Regions from separate parts of the Homo sapiens genome. Here region 1 is linked to region 2. A link is an interaction called in ENCODE POLR2A ChIA-PET data of the cell type or tissue named here. Cell type or tissue: MCF 10A. All regions are shown on one strand. Links, peaks and the distances in the headings refer to the core of each region. The heading gives the core; the rest is flanking DNA.

Region 1 (2,915 bases), core at 121-2,620, 87 kb before region 2:
AGAAATACAATTCTGCAAATTAGATCTTTAGGGAGTTTTATTTCTTGGGAGGATGATTCAAGAATATAGTCACAGATATTTATTTTTGTCTACAGAGAAAATAATCATTTAAATGAAAAACTTTTCCACTCAACTGAATATGCACTCCACTTAGCACAGTGAGTGGCTGATGAGCACAACACCCGCCACCCCAGCAGGCTTACACGGCACTTACTATGTGCCAGGCACGGTTCCAAGAAAGGTCACTAGTTACATTGCCTCACACAATCCTCACAACAAAGTAGGTAATATTAACATCCCTCTTTTACAGATGGGAAAACTGAGACATGAAGAGGTTTAAAAGCTCACCCAAACTGAAATGCCTAGTAAGTGACAGAACCAAAATACAGATGCAGGCCAGCCTCGCTACTGTGCTATATGATACTGTCTCTATAATCTACTGCTGGCTTTTTAGGTAACTCGACTCTCAGACAACGTAAAATGTCAGTGCACTGGCTTTTCACTGTTTTACTACACTACAGCTTTAAACCCCCTGACTTTTTTTCCTCAAAAAAAAAAAAAACAAAAAAAAAAACACAAAAAACCTTTGGCAGGCTGGGTGCAGTGGCTCACGCCTGGCCTTTTGGGAGGCCAAGGTGGGTGGATCACAAGGTCAGGAGATAGAGCGAGACCATCCTGGCTAACACAGTGAAGCCTGTCTCTACTAAAAATACAAAAAATTAGCCAGGCGTTGGTGGCATGTGCCTGTAATCCCAGCTACTCTGGGGGCTCAGGCAGGAGAACTGCTTGAACCCAGGAGGCAGAGGTTGCCGTGAGCCGAGATTGCGCCACCGCACTCCAGCCTGGGCGACAGAGCAAGACTCCATCCGTATCAAAAAACAAAACAAACAAAAACCCAAAACCAAAAAAAAAACCCAAAAAACCTTAGGTAGACCCTTAATACACAGAAACTGATTAAAGCTGGGTTTCTCTCATTGAGGCCTGAAATAGAATGCTACCTAGTCCAAATCCCCAATCTAAAGATGAAAAAGTGCTTGAATGTCTTTAATAAATTGACAGGAAACGACAACAATAATAGGTACAATATTTTGAGCATTTTTAGTGTGCCAGGCACAGGGATAATTATTTTATCTTATCCTGTAAACCTCATTAATTTAGTTCTATCCATTTTGTAGATTCCTTTTGGCTTAGAAAAGTTAAAGAACCACAGTCACACAGCTAAGTCAGCAGAAAGCCAAAGCTTTGAACCCAGGCTAGCTATGCTAAGGCCCACTGCTTAACCACTGAGCTATGTGAACTGAACAGCTGCTCCGCTGCAGGCCGAATAACACTTTTGCCATATTCCGACAAGACTCCTTTACCGTTCTTCTACACGAAAGCACAACTAAGCTGCAGCAAGCGATGAACACAGAAAGGCTATGCAGGGATAGATCTCAGGCCAAAGGGTTACTTTTTATCCTGGCCATCTATACAACATAACTAGAAATCTTTCTCCTTATTTATCTTTAAGGACATGTATTTTTGTATTTTTAAGGACAGTTATTTCTGGTTTTGGTTTCTGTTTTTTATGTTTACATATGTTTAAAACTGAATTATTGTCTGTTCTGTTGCAACTTTTATTTCTTCTACAAACCTGCGTGCAATATAATATAAAAGGGCATGAACTCGAGTTCCTCTGTTCTCCGTATCTAGCTGTTCATGCTGAAATTCCTGTGACTCTGCCTTCCATCTTCCCCCACAGCCCTCAAGCACTGAGTCCCCTGGTAATATCAACTAGCGGTAAAGGCATAGTCCAAAAGAAAAACTAAAGGTTTCTTTATGATATGCCCTAAACCCTCAAGCCTCTACCACACTTACATTTAGTGTAGATGTGTCTGATGTTTGGAATATTCACAATACTTCAAAATATAATGCAGCCACCCTGTTAAGACACGAATCAGTAGGATTTAAAAGTTTTCTAGCTTTCTTAAGCTGACATTTTGCTTTAACATGCCTCTTTATTTTGTACTCCAAGATGACGTTTTTATATTGGGGCAAAGCTTCAGCCTAAACTGCAGTCTTGTCACAATTTTTAATATTTCTGGTTCTCTACTTCACAGGGGCAACTAAAGGATCTGTTTTTGTTATTTTGAGATGGAGTCTCGCTTTGTTGCCCAGGCTGGAGTGCAGTGGCATGATCTTGGCTCACTGCAACCTCCCCCTCCCAAGTTCAAGTGATTCTCCTGCCTCAGCTTCCCAAGTAGCTGGGATTACAGGTGCCCACCATCACGCTGGGCTAATTTTTGTACTTTTAGTAGAGACGGGGTTTCACCATGTTGGCCAGGCTGGTCTCGAACTCCTGACCTTAGGTGATCTGCCCGCCTTGGCCTCCCAAAGTGCTGGGATTACAGGTGTGAGCCGCCATGCCCTGGCCACAGGATTTGGTTTTAAAAGTCAAACAAAGGGCTTAAAAGCCAAGGTGAAAATATCAATAAGAAATGAGAATAAACAACCAAGGTAGTAATTCTTCATATGATTCCCTCAATCTTTAAATACTTCACCAATACAGAAACCTAAACTGATCAATATTTTTTCCTTACACCTCATCACTTCTAGTGAAGTTTTGGAAGCCTTTTCCTTTTTATGTCACGTAGGCACCTTAAAAGCTGAGATCAATTGTATAATATAAAAACAAACAACACCCCTGATGCCAGATTGAAAATACAGGTTGAGTATCCTTTATCCGAAAGACTTGGGACCAGAAGTGTTTCAGATTTTTTTTTTCCAGATTTTGGAATATTTACGTATACATAATGAGGTTATCTTGGGGATGCCACCCAAGTCTAAACATGAAACTCATTTATGTTTTTCTTTTCTTTTTTGAGACCAAGATTCCAAGTCTCATTCTGTCGCCTAGGCTGCAGTACAGTGGTGTG
Region 2 (2,915 bases), core at 239-2,738:
GGACTATTTTGTTTTATTTTTCTTATTAATATAAAAAGACAGGAATGTCAGGCCTTTGAGCCCAAGCCTGCACATATACATCCTGATGGCCTGAAGCAACTGAAGTGAAAATGGCTGGTTCCTCACTTAACTGATGACATTACCTTGTGAAATTCCTTCTCCTGGCTCAGAAGCTCCCCCACTGAGCACCTTGTGACCCCTGTCCCTGCCTGCCAGAGAACAACCCCTTTGACTGTAATTTTCCACTGTCTACCCAAATCCTGCAAAACTGCTCCACTCCTATCTCCCTTTGCTGATTCCTTTTTCGGACTCAGCCCGCCTGCACCCAGGTGAAATAAACAGCTTTATTGCTCACACAAAGTCTGTTTGGTGGTCTCTTCACATGAACGTGCGTGACACTCTTCGAGATTTTTTTCTGGGACTGACATTAATTTTTACATGAATTCCTCTCATATAAATACCTGTATTTCCCTGTCTATGAGTAATCCTACACTTACACATTTTCTGATGAAGCGTACTATCACATCTGCCCTCAGGACCAACTCTATAATTGACAGGGCCCATGGCACAGTAAAAATGCAAGGCCTCTTGTCTAAAAATGTGTAACTTCAAGATGGTAACAACAGAACATTTAAAAAGCACAGAATCTTTGTAAATAAGGGGCCCTGTGTGTCTGTACAGGTCACGGGAATGCATGCTTTCCATTAATTATATTTCATCCATACTAAACTATTTTTGCAGTTCTCTTAAACAAGCCAAGTTTTTACTCATCACTTTGCACAAGCTGTTGTTTTTATCCGAATATTCTTCCATAGACCCTGCATCCTCCTCCCTGACGCTTCTGCCCATCCATCAAAAACCCTCAGATGTCATTTCCATGAGGCATTCTTTGTTCCAATCCTGGTAAGTGTCCCTTCCCTAGCTCCCTTGGCTACCTGGGCATATCTCCCTAAGGGCAGGAATTTTGTCTCTGCAAATCTGCTTGCCCAGCCCCTATCATAGTGCCAATTACCAACCGTTAGTGGATACTTCCTACATAGCAAGTACGGTGTTAGGAATGTGCATAAGTAGCTCACTTAATCCTCACATAACCCAAGGAAGGAGCTGTAATCATTCTCTTTTAACAAAGGAGACTCTGGGAGATAAAACACGTCCAGGTTCACACATCTTGGGGCAGAGGTGCTAATAAGAGTGAGCTGAAGTTAATATTATTTATTCTCACTAGTAGCCTAAACCATGATAGATTAGTAAGCCTACATTTGAAACAGCATGGTGTAAACAAACCCCAGAAAACAGGTAACTTCGCTGATCAGACTGCTTCCTTTATTTAAATAGTACGAGAGTACATTTGCATATTAAACAGGGTGGTTTTTACTGCCCCACTCCTTTAGTGATGATGGTTGAAACTCAGAATCAACCTTTGAGTTTCATTGCTTTGAGGTAAATGTTTGCTCTCTTTGGGCATTCTCTTTAAAATGCAAATGTTCTCCAATGTTAAAGCATTAAATTCCTAACAGTATATTGAGTATGAATTTTTCACAGACTTTTACTCTAGCCTAAAGCAGACTGGAAAAATACTGGGCAGAAAATGATTACACAATCTGGTGAAATGTGGTTGATTGTCTATAAATGTCTTAAAGTAGTGATTCATGGTGTACTGTTCACTGGGAGCTTATTTAAACTGTTGATTTGTGGCCCTGTATTCAGATCCGCTGAATGAGAGTCTCTGGGTCCTTAAAATCTGCATCTGAATGAGAGCCTCGGGTGATTCTGACGCATAGTAAAGTTCAAAGCTAACTGCTTTAAGGTCTATTAAGCTTACAATAAGATGAGATGAAAATATCCTGCAGTCTATGTTTTGTTCTTCTCACTACTTTTATACTGATATGAAAATTATAGGGGAAAATGGTCCCACAATATTACATGGTCAGGGCAGAGGAAATATTGAAAATGGGGAGAAAAGGAGATTGAAAGAAAAGGCCTAGGAAATGACACTTCAAAAATTCAGTTTTTGGCCGGGTGCAGTGGCTCATGCCTATAATCCCAGCACTTTGGGAGGCTGAGGCAGGAGGATCGCTTGAGCTCAGGAGTTTAAGACAAGCCTAGGCAACATGCTGAAACCCCATCTCTACAAAAAATACAAAAATTAGCTCAGTGTGGTGGTGTGCATCTGTAGTTCCAGCTACTAGGAAGGCTGAGGTGGGAGGATGGCTTGACCCCAGGAGTTGGAGGTTGCAGTGAGCAAAGACCATGCCACTACACTCTAGCCTGGGCAACAGAGCCAGACCCAGCCTCAAAAAAAAATTTTTTTTTTTTTTTTTAGTTTTTCCTGGGGCTGGTGCTGTACCTGTTAAGGCTTCTTAGAATAACTAGGATTGATCTTACATTCCACCTTAATCAGTGCCATTTGCTAAGTTAGTCTTTTGAGAGCGAATGAGCATATACTGCAGTGAGAAGACCGTGTATCTAAGAGCCATCCATTCATTCACTCAAGGACTGTCATTTGAGCCAGTGCAAGCCAAACACTACACTAACTGCTGGAGATAGAAGGGTGAGCAAACATCTCATAAGACTTACAGACTGGTTGGAGAGAGAGGCAACAAAATTAGACATTGATATTGATATTTGTCTTCAAAACTTTAGGAGTAATAGAATAAATTGCTATGTTAATGACAAAAACGGAAAGCGAGTTTGTTATTGCATTTCAGCTTTATGATATGGGGAAAAGTGAAAATGGGGACTTATGGGGTTTGAGACTTTTTTTTTCTTTTCAGCCAAGCAATGGGTAAGAAAGCATTGTGGCACAAGTAATGAATTCATCAGCAATGTAAATGGTTCTCTGAACACCAGGAATTAATCTGTTTTAATGGTGTGGTTTTCAGAATGCAGCAGAATTATCTCCACTTCCTACTCCA

What was found. ChIA-PET counts read pairs that join two places held together with the same protein. Peaks named below come from ENCODE experiments on the same cell type or tissue, not always from the same donor. Only the 100,000 strongest peaks of a DNase experiment are listed, where the experiment ranks them.
Region 1: POLR2A ChIA-PET joins it to region 2 with 6 read pairs; 3 of 35 experiments call an interaction of 5 or more read pairs at or near these places.

Annotation. Positions count from the first base shown.
Region 1 is chr18:58,725,276-58,728,190 of GRCh38, reverse strand. The region is part of intron 10 of MALT1 (MALT1 paracaspase); the gene reads right to left. All of the region lies in intron 1 of LOC105372146 (a long non-coding RNA gene), which reads left to right. Among named protein-coding and RNA genes, the nearest start is that of MALT1-AS1, 55 kb to the right of the region's middle. In MCF 10A, for the core only: no CTCF peak of the experiment used is centred there; no DNase peak of the experiment used is centred there.
Region 2 is chr18:58,638,705-58,641,619 of GRCh38, reverse strand. No RefSeq gene overlaps it. Among named protein-coding and RNA genes, the nearest start is that of ALPK2, 11 kb to the right of the region's middle. In MCF 10A, for the core only: no CTCF peak of the experiment used is centred there; a DNase peak (open chromatin) is centred at 1,659.